Regions from separate parts of the Mus musculus genome. Here region 2 is linked to region 1. A link is a loop called in an ENCODE intact Hi-C map of the cell type or tissue named here. Cell type or tissue: gastrocnemius. All regions are shown on one strand.

Region 1 (8,000 bases):
GGAAACGGGGCACAGTGAGGTTGCAATCCATTCACTGATCTGTTCAATCGACACATATGAGATGCTATCAGACAGAGACCCTCCTGTCAAAGCTTGGAAGAGAGGAAATTACAGAACCATCCTGGTGTCCATACTGCCTAGGGTAATAGCTACGCAGGAAGGAAGGCTTTCTAGAGGAAGTGGTCTCTGAGCATCCATCTCTTTAGTATTAAATAGACCTAAAACACCCTATGAGGTTATAAGACTTACTTGCCAGTAATCCAGTCAAAAAACATAATTTGAAAGAATTATTATTACCTTCCATAAACATGGCCTTAAATACTCACTTTGCAACAAATTACAAGCGCAACAAACTCATAGATTTTTGGTGCCTTTCATAAGTTTCTACAATAGGACTTAGGATGTTACCTACCATTGGGAGAAAAAGTGCATTTTTTAAAAAAAGACAGTCATTTCTCTAAGTGAGAATAAATGCTTTCAACAATCCTGACCTACAAAGCAAGGCTGTCGGAGAGGTAACAGGGCTCTAAAAAGTCCTGCTTTAATACATCAGAATGAAAGATCTCTTTGACTAGCGAAGAATTTGAACATACACACACAGAAACAGAGATAAACACACAGGGAACGTCAGAAACAAGAGACAGAGACAGCGAGATGGAAAAAGAGACGGCGAGACAAAGAGACAGAGACACAGAAGGCTTTTGTGGGGCTTTAGCCTCCAGATGATGAACCCCCAAACACTGCTTGATAAACAAGACTCTGGGCTGGAATCTGATTTGCTGGCCTGACAAAACATTACAATCTCAGGAATCCCAATCCCACCCCCACCCCATTCATCATTTCCTCGATCAAGTCCTAGAGGCTACAAGCTCCCCGGTTTTTACTGGTTCCTAGGGTTTACTGCTTGTAAATTACAAGACATAGAGCACCTTTCCAAAAGGAAAAAGGGGGGGAAGTACCGGCAAATGAAAGCAAGCGTGGCTTTAAAGCCCCATAAAAGACTGCATGTGGCAGAAATGAACTCGCCTGTGCGTACTACGAGCACCGAGGGCTCCCCTAAGCCACTCCAGGGGGTCTGGGATGCGCGGGCACGCCGCCCCGGCCGCGGCCCGGCAGGAGGGAGGCAGCGGGCTCACACACCTGCCCGGCTCCGGTGCCCGCGCCCTGCCGCGCCGCGCCGCCGTCCGGCCTTCGCCCGGCCCCCGCCCTCGGCCCCGGCCTCCCGCCCCAGCCGCGCACCGTGTGCGACTGCAGACTCTGGCTCGCCTCGACGGCCGCTGTCAGCGGCACCGTGTCGTCCAGCAGCACCTTGCCAGCCGGCGGCTTCTCCATGAAGGCCATCCCGGGCCGCCGCCGCCGCTGCCTCTGAAGCCGGGGCAGGAACCGGAGGCGCCGAGCCCCGCCACCCGCCGCGTCCCGCCGCCGCTGCTGTCAACGCGCACCGCCCCGCGCCCCGCGCGCCGCCGCCGCCCGCGGGTCCTAGCGCCGGTCGTCTCTGCCTGCCGGCTGTCAACACCAGTCTGCCCGACCTCGCTGGGTCCTAGCGCCGTTCTTCACGGCAGGGTAGGTGACTGCTATCGTCGTCCCATGGTTGCAGTCAGAGGCATTATGTCCCTTGCTCTCTTGGCGCCTCCTCGCCCCCGCAGCGTATACTCAGTACTGTGAGCTCCTGGCCTCGGGCGAGGAGCACAAAACTAAACCATTACCACCACATCTCGCACTGCTTCTCTGGACTCTAACAGAACTGAGCTTTTCAGATGAACCGTTCAGAAACTCAGGCTGGTAGATTTGAGACCCTACTGCTCCTAATCACACTTTCCTGCCCAAGGACCTTAGGACTCAGGATATAACAAAAAACAACTTCAGGGTGGCTTCTCAGTCTGAGTTTATAGACCAAACTTTGTAAACCAAATCTGGATTCATGTTTTAAACCTGGATCTTCAGGAGAACCTAGGTGCCACACTCTCATAACTGGATCCCACGGGGTTTAGTTCCTAATCTTTAAACAATAAGCTTTAAGACAGAGGTGGAAAAATAAAATAAAATAACTGATGCAAAGATTTCCCTGCTTGTATGCTTGGTCCTAGCTCACAGTTGAGCTTTAAAGTCTTTGAAACCAAAGAACACTCAGATCTCTTAGACGGTGAGAATATTTGGTCGGTCCTAGAACAGGCTCCAAGAACCTCAAACTCAGAACTATCAAACTTGATGATCAACTTGTCAGTACCAAATCTACCCTGCTCACCTTAACCCAAGACCACAGCCTTCCAGGATAATAATGAAATTAAACTTAGATCAGATGACTAGGACCCTGTTGAGGGTCTGTGTGATCTTGAATAAGTCTCTCTCTCTCTTTCTCACACACACACACACACCACACACACCCTGAGACCTCACTCTTCCATTGGCAAAACTAAGTAAATGCCATGTAGAATGTGTAATAGGAATGCAATTGGACAGGAAGGAACTTTGCACATATTTAAAATCTCAAACAATATGCATTCCATCCTGACAATTCACAGAACAGAGATTTATTTCTGCTTGTTTCCACTGAATTTCTATTATTTTATTCATAGAAACCAAGCTTCTTTGTGCATCCATCACCACTGCGATGACATCATAGCAAAGGTCTAGATTGCTCTTGACGGTTATTCTCTTCAGAGTTCAGGCTTAGAGATTGCTGGGCAACCCCAAGGAGCCAAGTGACACCAGAGTGCCTTCAGGGGCCAATGCTCAGAGGAGACCTGGGGATCTTCTTAATTTAGCCCTAAATCAATGAGACCTCTTCTTGCATCTCATTTTTATTCCTATGTGCTTTAGAGCAGTAATCCACTAAAGCCAAACCATGTGTCACTTTAGGACGGTTCCACTCCTTTCCTCCATTGCTTTGTTTAAGGACAGGGAGTATTTAATTGTCAGAGGAACAGAAACACAAAGTCTGCATTATTACTCTGGTCATGGTGGGGATCCATCAAGGCAAGGCCATGTTCATATTTCGTTGGTGGGAATATAAAGTGGCCTAACCCTTATGGAAGGCATTAAGTCACTCAGTGAGTATTTACTGATTTACTGAGAACCTACCATGTAATAAGCTGAGTGGTTGTGCTGGGATTTAATAATGCATATGAAAGGCTTGACCACATCTCACCTTGAGACTGCGATTCTATCTCTAAGAGGGCTATACTTAAGAAAGCAATGAGAGCTTCACACAGACGTATACCATGTAAAGACAAGCACTTAATCCCCAGTATAAGATTATACAATCATGGGCTGGAGAAATGGCTCAGCAGTTAAGAGCACTGACTGCTCTTCCAGAGGTCCTGAGTTCAATTTTCAGCAACCACATGGTAGTTCACAACCATCAGTAATGGGATCCGATGCCCTCTTCTGGTGTGTTTGGAGACAGCAACAGTGTACTTAGTGAATAGTACATGGATAAAGTACTGTGGAAGGGGAACAGGAGATGCGTATGGAGTGGGTGAAGGTGGAAAGGAGTGGTTTGGAAGAGGACTGCTATGAGAAAGGAAAAAAAATCAAGTTTGACCCAAGAACTAGGCAATATGCTGCCTTCACAAAGCTGAGGCGGGTCAGGGCTCTGGTGCTCGTTCTGAGCTACTCCTCAGGTCTGCAGCAGCTCCAGGGGGAATCAGAAGCCTGGCTTCGCTTTGCTTCAGCTTCCTCACCTGAGGCATGGAGACTGGGACAGCTTCAGGCAGGATTATCTATCGAGGGCCCTGAATTGCACTGATGCCTGAGCCATTGGCTAAGAACAAACTGCAGGCTATTTCAAGGGCGTCGGCACAGCCTTTCCTAGAGAAGGGAATTGCAATGCTTTCCTCTCTGGAAGAGAAGGGAAGGGACTGAAAAGGAGTGGGAACGAAGACTGGAGTTGCACGCGGCACGAGATTTGACTTTGTGACTTGCCTGTCTTCTTTACCAGGAAAGGGAAACTGAAAGTGAGCAACATCTGATGGAAGCCAGGGACAGGGTCAGGGTTTCCTTCCTCTGGCTCTTTCCAGAAGCCCTTCAGGACAAACACTTTTGCTGGGCTCATCTCTTCCTACTTAACTCAGTGAGTTCCTTGCCCAACCTCCTGACAGATGGGCTTCAAGCCTCACACAACCTCAATATTCATTTGGCTTTTCTTCCTTCCTTTTTTTTTTTTTTTTTAATTGGAGTTCTGGCCTTGAACTCTTAAGAGACCTAGCGAGCCTCCTGCCTGAGCTTCTGGAGTGGCTGACTACAGATGTTCTGTGCCTGGCTGTCTAGCATTTGAAGTCACACAGGCTGAATTCGGGAAACTCTTCTCAGACCAGAGCTGTTCTAAATCAAACAGGCTTGTGTCTCCAGTTCTGGGCCACATAAACTGATGAGGAATGAGAAAATGGGAGGCTTTGCCTCTTTGCATACATACAACTACTTGGAGGCCAGCAGAAGAAAAAAAAAAAGATTTTTATATTCTGCTATGTTGCCAAATGTTTAGACAGCTCATGGGCTGTTTATCTAACAATCTGAGGCTTGGCCAGATTGATTGAACATAATGGATTTTAGTGAGGAAATTTCTAGCCCTGACAACGGCTGTACAGAATCAGATCACAGAAGCTTGTGAAAACTCAGAATTTCCTAGGCAGGGTGGTCTTACAACTCCAAATGACTTTATTTCTTCAAATAATCATGGGATGGACACTGAGCAACAGATTTTACTCATAATAGTCATTCATATGCTAACATTTTCTATGTCAACACTGGGAAAAATATGTCCAGGGGCATAAGGTCACGATGGTTTACAGCTAAGAGCCACTTTAAAAATAATGTCTGTGGCAGCCAGGTGTGATGGCGCACGCCTTTAATCCCAGCACTTGGGAGGCAGAGGCAGGCGGATTTCTGAGATCGAGGCCAGCCTGGTCTACAGAGTGAGTTCCAGGACAGCCAGAGCTACACAGAAAAACCCTGTCTTGAAAAACTAAAAAACAAAACAAAACAAAAAAAAATTGTTTGTGGAATCTATTCATCTTGTTTAACTGATGGACACATTATTTGGGTCTTCTGCCAGCTGGTTATCCAGCACCAACTCCAAATTTTTCTGAAGATGCTGAGACTTTTGCTCTTGGCAAACCAGATGCACGAAGGGAGTAAAGAGTGAAGTACCTGGAGCCATGTGGCAGATGCTCATGCAGCCAGCCCCGAGATGGTCACACACGCAGCCAGCCGGGAGTGTAACCCAGGAGTGAGGGCACAGTGCCTGGAACTAGGTAATCAGCTAAGCCAGCACACAAGGCAGTCACAGCAGCAAGCTGCGCAGTGACAGTCAACCCCTGGTAGACTGTTTTAATATAAATCCTCAATAGAAGCGATTTAACAGCAATTTTCTCAGGGAGTAAATTGGCCTGTGAATTATACTCTAGGAACATGAAAGAAAAATGACTGATAGTTTGGCACAAAATGAAAACCCACGGTTATCTCAGAGGTGCTGGTGTGCACTTAGAGATTTCTTTTTTCTTGGATGAACACACAAGTCAGGTCCACAAGATAAATGGTGGCCATAGGGGGGCACTACCCATTAATCTAGGATTTGCTGCTGGGAGGTGAGGTGGGGGTGGCGGTGGGGTGAGTGGCATTTCAGTAATATGGAAATGCTTCTAACAGTCTGTTAAGCAATTTTCCAGTACATTAGGCTAAAATTGCTTAAGATGGCTATTCTTTCTGTGGCAATCAAGTATCACATAAAGCGCAGGCTTATAATGCCCCTAATATGGAAAGCGGTAGACAAATTGGGCTATTTCAGTCATTACTTCTGCACTCACTTCCATATGTGACCCGTACAACCAAGGCTCTCTCCCAGCGATCAGCCCCTTTCCTTGTAAGATGGTCACTCCTGGCACCTCCTGTGGGCTCCTCACGGCTGGCTGCTCTAACACAGCACAAGCAGCTCCATGGCCTTGGCTCTGAGTCACCACGTGGAGAGACTCTACTCTGTTTCTAGGGATCAAAGGTCATGGCCACCCCAGACTATTGATAATGGGGAAATGCTCTAAACGAGAAGCTACTTTTAAAGTCACAGAGTGACATCTCTCTCCACTTCCCATTTGGGCTGCATAACTTTTCTTTTGATGGGTTGGGAAAGACACAGATCTTCCTACCCCGGTTAGTGAGTCATCAGCCACTGTGCCTGGCTCTAGTTTTCTAGTCATCTAACTGATCCTTAGAGCTTCCACATTCTGAAGACAATCTCTGAATGGCATTTAGGAAAAGGGTAGGTGGCTTGGAGCAGTGGTACACATTTGTAAGCCCGAACCAGAGGGTCTTGAGTTCAAAGCCAGCCTAGACTATGAGGCATGACCATCATTGGGGGTAAAGGGTGAGAGGCAGGTTTTGGGTGGAAACCATAGGTATAAAATAGGGAAATGCTACAACTATAGCAGGGAATATCAATCTGAATGGATTTAAGAATTTTATTTTAACAAAATACTATTGAAATGGAAAGTACTCCAGGAATGAGAACACTGTAAGATCCAGTGATGAGAAAAAGAGAGCTCAAGCCTGTATCCTGGATGATCCTGAATGACCTCAGACAAGCTAGTAACTCCATCTGCTTCTGTCAATAACACGGAGCTAGTAACTTTATAAAGCTGTTTCAAGAATTAAAATTAGCCTATCAGAAATGTAAAAACCTGGTGGCTACTACGATTAATCATATCATGCTCCATTTATGGGTCTTGCTGCAAATTCCCAGTTGAAAGGTGCGTTCTGCAGGAGTGTGCACTGAAGGCCTGAGTCTAGTGACTTGCCTACAACCAAGTCATTGTTAGCTGACCTCAGCCTGCAATGCTGCCCATTCTGAGACTTACTATAGTACCTTTGCTCTTGGCATTGATTTGGGGGGTTTCTTCACCCCTTCACATACTGGAAGAAGGTACAATAAGTTTATAACTCATTTTAGACACATGACTGCCCTCTAGTGACAAGAATTCTTTCTAGTAAGCTATTCAACTGCTTCAGGACAAAGTGCCTTGCTGAGCAACCAAGAGGCCCCCCAGAATCCATGTTTACAAAAAAAAAAAAAAAAACAAAAAAAAAACACAAAACAAAACAAACAAAAAACCAAAAAAACCAGCATGGTAGCTTGTGTTTATAGATAAGTCCCAGTGCTTGGGGAAGTGGGGACAGGTGGATTCCTTGAGCTCACTGGCCAGCCAGCTTCATTTAATTACTGACATTAATGCCAGCAAGAGACAAAAACACAAAGTGAATCTTAATCTTGTCAAGAGTAATGACACCCGAGCCTGACATTTGGCCTCCACATGTACAAACAAGCACACACCCACAAAAATCTGCTTAAGATGACACAGAAGGAATGTCTTTTCCAGGAAATATGGAGCAGGTGACACACGCTCCTAAGTTTTATAATAGTAAGAGATGCCATGCCTCGCTGATCTTGTATTTCTAATCAAAGCATCTAGCTATGATCAGTTACCATTTAACCTACCGAGCACAGGTAGACCACGGCACATATTTAAGAAGTCCTGGCTGTTAGGGTAACTGTTTAATACTAACACATTTAGCACATTCTCCCCATAACTCCAAGTTCTTAAAAAAAAAAAAAGAAAAAAAGACCCAAAAGCTTGGCCTTCCTCTGCCATCACGCACTCACACCTTTGCCATCACCCACTCACACTTTTTTTTTTCTTTTTGAGACGGGGTCTAGGTAGTCCTGAAACTAGGGTAGGTAGGGTCTAGGCTGGTGTCAAACTCAAGAGATCCTCCTGCCTCCTTTATGTGTGTACACACACACACACACATAAAGGTATATACACACACACACATATAATAGTTTTATTGTTGTTGCTTTTTTTGTTTTTTTTTTTAAGTAGATCCACGTTTTCAAGAGCGGGAGAGAATTAGAACCCTTAAAACAGCACCTTTACATTCCAGATGCTTTCCTTCGGTTTTAAAATACTAACAAACAGATTGGCCAGCTCTCTGAAAGATCAGCATGTTAA
Region 2 (8,000 bases), 56 kb before region 1:
ACAGTATTCCAGAACTGGTGTTTTTGTAGGTACTCCCAAAGACAACTCTTTTTTTTTTTTTTTTTTGGTTTTTCGAGACAGGGTTTCTCTGTATAGTCTTGGCTGTCCTGGAACTCACTTTGTAGACCAGGCTGGCCTCGAACTCAGAAATCCGCCTGTCTCTGCCTCCCAAGTGCTGGGATTAAAGGCATGCGCCACCACGCCCAGCTGCAAAGACAACTCTTTGTCAGCTTTTTTTTTTCTTCCCCCAAAAAATCCTCACAGTATCTGATTCAGTTCACAAGGTGGAACAAAAGTTAATGCCTATCCAGATAATTATGTGCTTTAGAGGATGGGACAGAGAACAAATGGCTATCAGGACATTTATTGGTAGGGATATTTTACTCTGAGCTAGATATCTCATCAGCTCTAACATGACAAACCTACAGCAGGAAGACTGGAAGACTAAACTGTGGTAGGACAAAGGCCAGGACAAACATTTTATTTTTCTGCCCTAAGACAAGCTCTGACCCAATGAGCCTTGCAAGAGGCTTTTCAGCAAACAGAAAGCTTATGCTAGAGAGGACCAGTGGTCCTCAAAGCAGCCTTCCCCCAAGTGCTGAGCTTGGGAATCAAGCCTCTAGATGACACGTCTTAATTTGCAGATGTCCCTCTGGAGAAGACAGGTGGGGTCTAACCCCTAAAATGCTTGAGCCAAGGCAAGTCCACCTCCCCCGTTGATGGAGAGAGAGGTTACAAATTACTAACCTGCTGTGGAGGGTGGAGTTGGAGATGATGGGGATGTGAGAGGTGAGCTGGCCCCAGATCCTGCTAAGAGAAACAGAGAAATCCTCATGGAGCCCCAAGGCAGACATTTAAACTTGGCATGAGTATAAAGTCAGCACTGTAGAAAAATCTGTAATCAGCCCATCGTGTGGAGCTTGCGGAATCATGTGATGAAGGACAGAAATTAAAAATTAGACTAGTGGTGACAGGTTTTTCACTCTAGTGCAGGGTGTACTTCCTTCGTGAGGCCACTAAGATTTATTGACCAATGAGAACAGGGTAGCATCCACACTGGTTGCAGCCTCTCTCCTGAACCAATCCCATCCTTGGGTAATGACCAATGACCACGGTCACAGCAGCCTGTGCAAGCGTCTCCCAAGAGCACCTTGAAGCATTTATGCACACACCCTTTCTCCTTTCCTCCCTCCCTCTATCCATTCGTTGGTTCCCTGTATCCTTCTCAATGATTTTTCTGTTTATCCATTCGTTCGTTCCCTGTAGCCTCCTCAACGATTATTCTGTCTCAGCCTCTCAAGTACTGGGACCACTGGCACACATTGCCACATCTGACTCTTTGACACAGTCTTTCTATGTAGCTCTGGCTGTCCTGGAACTCAGAAATCCGCCTGCCTCTGGCTGTGCGCTACTACGCCCACTGAGGTTTTACTCATTGAACCACTGAGTCAGCACCTCCTTAGGACAAGCAGACACTCAGAGCTCAGTTAAAGAGGCTCAGGCCCAAGTCTGGGGATTCCCTCGACCTTTTCTTAATGAGACTCAGCAAACACCCTCATTTAGGGTTAAAAACCATAAGCAAAACCTAAAATCCCCACAGCTTGAAAAAATCCCTAGAAAATATGCCCCAGCCCAAGGAATTAGCCCTGCAGCAGAAGCCTCTTATGTGGGACCAGGAAGGGCAGCCTAAGGAGAGGACAGCCTGGCCCTGAACTGCACCAGGGGAGTTGCTGTTGTCGTGCTGTTGTCATGCAGCACTGAGCAGCCACCACCAGCTCTGAGGGTAGGGCTCTACCATCACTCCACTAATGACTCAGAGGATTCGTCTGTCCCTGTGGACACACTGGTGATGAGTCCTAACTAAACCACAGCTGTCAAAATACTTCCTCAGCTCTGTGCAACAGGAGGGCTGATCCAGTACTGACAGATCTTCTAGACAGAAAACTGAACTTGTGATTCTAGACCGGTTGGTAACTGCATTTCTACCAATAACCAGTACTTGTCTTTCCTAAACTCCTGAGATATCTTGGGTAGGATTTTTGGGTTTTTTTGGTTTTTTTCCAGACAGGTTTCATGTGTCTTAGATTAGCTTACACTTGCTATGTGGATAAAGACAACCCTGACATCCTGATCCTCCTGTTTGCATAAGTGCTCTCTGCAAGCACATGCCACCATACCCACTTCACTGTATTAGAGGAATGGAAGCAAGGCCTTGTGCATGTTGGGTGAGCATTCTATCAACTAAGCTACATCCCTACCTCACTCCTGGATTCCTTTGGTGACCTGTTCTGCTGCATGTGGAGGACAGCAGGCATAATCTTGGGAAGAGAAAGAGTAGAGTAGGCCTTCTCTGCTTCACCAAGAACCAGCCGCTTAACCAGAGTCACTAGTGTATGGATGTGCTGGCTGGAGACTGCATCTCCCCACCATTGACACCGACTAGCCCCTGTTCACCCTATAAACTAGGAAGCAAATGCATTTCCAAATGTGAAATTATATGCCAGTCACAGCAGCTTCCATTCCCCAAGCATGTGTTGGTCCTCACTGGGACCTCCTTTCCCCCCCAACACTGTGCCTGACTCAAAACCTAGGATTCTGTGATCGTGTCACCATCCTCATCCTATTCCTAGAGCTTTAGCACTCGCATTCCAATCTTCAGTATTACCTACACCTCTTGCATTCTCGGCTTCAGAGAGTCTAGCCTTCAAGGTACAGCTCAATTTGCTAGTGTACCTCTCAGTATGTCCTCTAGTGTGGGCAAACATCTGAATTGACCAAGGAAAGTGAGGTATGACCTATGATTGATTCATCCAATCATCCATCCATCCATCCATCCATCCATCCATCCCACCCAGTCTCACTACAGTGTCCAGGCTTGTCTTCAGTTCCTGTGCTTAGAATCTGCCTCAGGAGCAGGGTGTGGTGGCGCAAGCCTATAATCCCGGCACTTGGGAGGCAGAGGCAGGCGGATTTCTGAGTTCGAGGCCAGCCTGGTCTACAGAGTGAGTTCCAGGACAGCCAGGGCTACACAGAGAAACCCTGTCTCAAAAAAAAAAAAAAAAAAAAAAAAAAAAAAAAAAAGACTCTGCCTCAGGCGTGAGTAGCTAGGACTACAAGCATACACTGCTGTGTCCAGCCCTCCCACGTTTAGACTTCTACTTCTTCACATGTCCGTCCGTCCTTCTCCGGTGTTTTAGAGATGAATGGGCTTCCTCCGCTCCTGACGTGGACAATGGGCTGTCAATGCTCCCTGGGGCCCTTCTCCATCACCCACTTCTTTGCATCTATTTAGCTTCTCCCTTTCTGATGGCTCCTTCATCTCTTTAAAGTATAATCAGCCTCACTCCAGTCTCCTCTTCCCATTCCCTGTCATGCTGAGCTTGCCTGGGTTACTGAAACCCCCCTACTCTGCAATGAGCTGTACTTCACAGATTCATAAGCAGGTCACTCCATTTGACCTTCAATCTGGTCCAAAGGAATATACATTAGGCTCAAAGTCAGCACGGCCAGCAGAGAGAGGGGCAGCTGAGACTGACTGTCAAGACTCTCAGAGTCCAGATGATGACTGAGAGAATGACTCAAAAGAGGTACTCTGACACTCACACACCCAACGCAACCCTCCGCCCCACCCCACCAAAGAGTCTACTCCTCAGTCCTCCGAGGGAGCACATCCTTCAACCACATGGGTTCTAGAGCAGTGGGCAAGATCTAGGCTAATTTCCATATACACAGAAGGGCCTGATTTTGTTCCATGTCAAATGCTCCCGTCTTTGACAGATGGAGTCTAGCCATCAGTGCAGAGGTGGGCATATGAGTGTTGTCACAATTCTTCACGGGGGACAGAGTTTTCTAATCTCTGCTCTCATCACTGCACTGATCCACCTACAGAGTCCTGAACTGCACCTCTGGGTGCTGGGCCCAAGACAACATCCAACCAGTTACCTGAGTTATTGGAGTTACTGTGCTTCACTGGCTGCTCCTCACTGTTTTCAACAGCAGATCGTTTTGACTTCTTTAAAAATAAAAGAAGGGTGGGTGGTAAGCAAAGAAAAAGCACTCTGAGCTGAGAGTTTAAAAACCTCCAGACATACAGTTTCACTAGCTGTGAAAAGTGGTATATTCAGCTTCATAACCTAAGGCAGAGAAGCCACAGCCACAGGAGAAAATAAAACCAAGATGCTGGCTTAACACCCACCCTGACCGTCTCCTCCCATTGCCTTCTGCCAGCAAACTCTATGCTACTGACACGCGTGTGCGTGTGCATGTGTGTGTGCAACACTCCACTAAAAACATAATCTTCTACTGAACAGGAGCAGGGCAGACTGGGGCAGAGGCTGCAGGACCCGACTGGTGGGAGGCGGTGTATATGCATGGTACGTTCCAAACCCGTCATCCAGAAAGGCTTTTAGCGTCCAAGATAAAACTGTGTCACTAAGTGTGCACCATCAGCCTTAGAATTTTCTCCTCGTGCAGTCAAGGATTTCAAAGAGAACACAGGGACAAAGGCTTACCTTTCGAGCTAAGATCTTTCTCCTTTTCCTTTCTTCCTCAGACCCATGGTGTGACTGGGCTCTCGTTAGTCTTCGATGCTGGTGAATCTTTAAGAGACCACAATCCCCAACAAGTGTAAACCAAGTCTACCCAAAGCAGGTTCCCAAGGAGACTTCTATGTGTTTGACCACATTAAGCTCTTGGGATAAGCAAGGTCTTTCTTGGCCCGCTTGTGGCTCAGCTCTGGCTCTCTGGAAGAAGGGCATGCTGAGTGACAGTGACCCTTCTCACTTTCCCAATTCCTTCCTGCCATTGATCTTTACGGCAGATTGTGACCCATGAGTGCTGCTAACCGCCCACCCCACCAGTGAGTCCTCATCAGGAAGGATGGTCACGCCAGTGCGTGTGCTTGCTCTACACACACTGAGCAGGCTGAAGGCGGACCTGTGAGATGCTGTTCTGTGTCACAGAACTTAGCCCAAAATCTGGTTAAGAGCAAGTAGGCACGGAATGGGGATGTGGGTGAACGTCCAAAGTCAATCACTGTGAATGGGTCACTGAATGATCACAGGGGATGCGGAGCAACCGCCAGCTTACCTGCTTCTGTTCCTCGGTGAGTCTCTTCTCTATGCATTCCTTGGCAATTCGCAATGCCTCTTTTAGTTTTGTGGGAATCTGAAGGGAGAATCAGTACATGAGCTACTGAGTGAAGTGGTTGGAGTCTCCTGAGTTCTCAACACATGCCGCAGCAGCCGTCATCACATGGAGGTCCTCTAGAGCAAAGCCAGTTAAAACCATGCTCCATGTACACCAGCTACACTCTCCTTGCCAGCACTTTCAGACAACAGATCATAAACTTAAAGCATAAACACACTATGTTTCAAGTAATTCAAGGGTTCCAGAATTGCCAAAGCAGTCTCAAAGAACAAACACAGCATCAAAACCTATTATCACATGATCTCACAAAATATCATTTCAAAACCAATTATTACACAGTTAATAGACCAGAATGAGAGATCCCAGAAACATGCCCTCTTGTACACAGACAAATGGTCTCACACACACACAACCAGGAAAAAACAATAGCTTCAAAAGGGCATTGGTAAAAGTCAAATACTACATAAAAAGTAGTAAGATTAAATCATTGCCTTAAGTCATATTTGAAAATTAATTCAGCATGGGTGCAAGACCTAAAACTGTCAACCCCCTAAAGCTCAGGGAGGCCCTTCCTTCTTATTGTCTGTCTATTTATTTATCTTGCTTGGAGGACAGCATCTGCGAACTGTCCACACAGGCCTTGTGTACACCTGTGACACTCCCCCTGCAGCTTCCTCGGCTGCTGTGTGTGTTTGCCACCACCCACCACCAGTTCTGGCTCTCTGCTAAGGCAGGGAATTGGCCTTGAACTAATGCTCCTCTTGCCACGGGGATTACAGGCATATACCATTCTACCTGGCTGGAAATGACTTCTTGGATACAACACCAAAAACATAGGTAATGAAAGGAAACAACAAATAACTCGGACTAGTTAAAACTAAAACTTTGTTCAACAAAAGACACTGCTCACAATGAAATTTAAAACAGGCCAATACTTATAAGGACTTGATATAATAGATATGGAGAAACTTATACAAATGAACAACAAAAATATATAACCCAACTTAAAAATGGGAAAAGGGCTTTAACAGAAATTTCTTCAAAGAAAAAAACAAACGAGCCGGGCGTGGTGGCGCACGCCTTTAATCCCAGCACTTGGGAGGCAGAGGCAGGTTCATTTCTGAGTTCGAGGCCAGCCTGGTCTACAAAGTGAGTTCCAGAACAGCCAAGGCTATACAGAGAAACCCTGTCTCAAAAAACCAAAACCAAAACCAAAAAAAAAAAGAAAAGAAACAAATGATTAAAAATAACAATAGTAACAAAAACCCCTGCCTTATCAAATGGTACTTTCATCAGTTAAAAAGTTCAACACTGAACAAATACAAATCAAAACCACACATTAGATATCATATCTCTTCATAGCCATTATGATGGTCACCATCAAAAAAAAAAAACATAAAATAAGTTTGACATGGTAGTACAAGCTGTTAATCCCAGCACTCAGGAATTCAAGGTAGGAGAATTTGAGTTCCACGATAGCCTGGGCTATAAGGCAAGTTTTGGGCCAACTTGAGTTATAGTGAGACCCCAGTGCAAACAGACAGATAGACAGACAGACAGACAGACAAGAATAACAATAAAGAATTACAAACATTTGGGCTCTAGAGACGGCTCAATGGTGAGTTCTTACAGAATCTGAGTTTGGTCCCCGGCAGCCTCGTGGCAGCTCATGATCTGTACCTACAGTCCCAGGGGATCTAATGCCTCCTTCTAGCCTCTGCAGGCACGGGGCTTTTGTGTAGTACACAGACATAGATGCAGGTAAAACACAAGTCTTGGCAGGAATGTAGAGCAATTGGAACCCTTGTGTACTGAGTAGGAATGAAAGATGATTCAGTCGCCGTGGAAACCATAGAGAGATGACTTAAACAAAACAACCAGCACTGAAAAGCAGCTGAGGAGGTGGGAGGTTTACTGCATCCAAGGAGAAGCAGGGCTGGGCTTCCCGGGCTTGGCGCGTAGGCCAACCACTGCAGAGGGCAATGTGGCCCCAAATAGCAAATGGCTGCTAGCAGCCACAGAGCAGCGTAAAGCCCAGGACCACCGCTCCATACTGCTGCTTCTCCTAATAGGTCCTTCCCAGTTTTCTTTACATACAGATATTTGGGTTTATATTCTGTCTTCCAGATCCCACTATTTTGTTGATATTGGCCTAAATAATAATTACTTTCCACAGGATTATAATGCATTTATACATTTCACTTTTAGTGGATAAAATGTTTTAAATACATGTACTATATATAGCTAGGCATAGTGGTGCATGCTTATAACCCAGCATTGGGAAGGCAGGCTATCCAAGTCTGTTTCTTTCTTTTTCTTTTCTTTTCTTTTCTTTTCTTTTTTTTTTTTGAGACAGGGTTTCTCTGTATAGCCCTGGCTGTCCTGGAACTCAGTCTCTGCCTCCCGAGTGCTGGGATTAAAGGCGTGCGCCACCACGCCCAGCCCAAATCTGGTTTTTAAAAAAGCCAGGAAGTGGTGGTACACACCTTAATCCCAGCACTTCACTTGGAGGCTTGGAGGCAGGGGCAAGTGGATCTCTGAGTACAAGGTCAGCATGGTCTACAGAACAACTTTTAGGTCAGGCTAGGCTACACGGAGAAATCCTGTCTTGAAAGGAAAACAAACACACACACACACACAAACACCTAATAAAACAACCTCATGCATTATAAACAGTCAAAAGAGTAACTAGCTATAGTAGGGTGTTTGGGTCCTTCCTAATTTTTCATTTATGAACCTTTTAGTTTTTTAAAAAATTAATTTTCAAAGTCAAGTTACTTATGTCATAAACCCAAAAATTATATAATTTGCTTTACCTTAAACTGTGGCTTTTCAGAAGTTGTTAGTAAAAC

The links. Peaks named below come from ENCODE experiments on the same cell type or tissue, not always from the same donor. Only the 100,000 strongest peaks of a DNase experiment are listed, where the experiment ranks them.
Region 2: it touches region 1 in a loop (4-fold over the local background); 34 of 42 quality-filtered maps call a loop at or near these places.

What each region holds. Positions count from the first base shown.
Region 1 is chr14:8,091,656-8,099,655 of GRCm38, reverse strand. Htd2 (hydroxyacyl-thioester dehydratase type 2) reads right to left here. Exons shown (of 6, transcript NM_001348727.1): 6 at 7,810-8,000. Rpp14 (ribonuclease P 14 subunit) reads right to left here. Exons shown (of 6, transcript NM_025938.4): 6 at 7,810-8,000. Pxk (PX domain containing serine/threonine kinase) reads right to left here and starts at 1,445. Exons shown (of 18, transcript NM_145458.4): 1 at 1,240-1,445. The coding sequence starts at 1,341. In gastrocnemius, CTCF peaks have their summits at 3,405 (motif pointing left) and 6,957 (motif pointing left); DNase peaks (open chromatin) are centred at 1,124 and 1,478; H3K4me3 peaks cover 2,992 bases; H3K27ac peaks cover 3,522 bases.
Region 2 is chr14:8,148,093-8,156,092 of GRCm38, reverse strand. It overlaps Pxk (PX domain containing serine/threonine kinase), which reads right to left. Exons shown (of 18, transcript NM_145458.4): 13 at 7,965-8,000; 14 at 5,089-5,166; 15 at 4,512-4,598; 16 at 3,943-4,012; 17 at 748-810. Among named protein-coding and RNA genes, the nearest start is that of Pdhb, 21 kb to the left of the region's middle. In gastrocnemius, no CTCF peak of the experiment used is centred here; no DNase peak of the experiment used is centred here.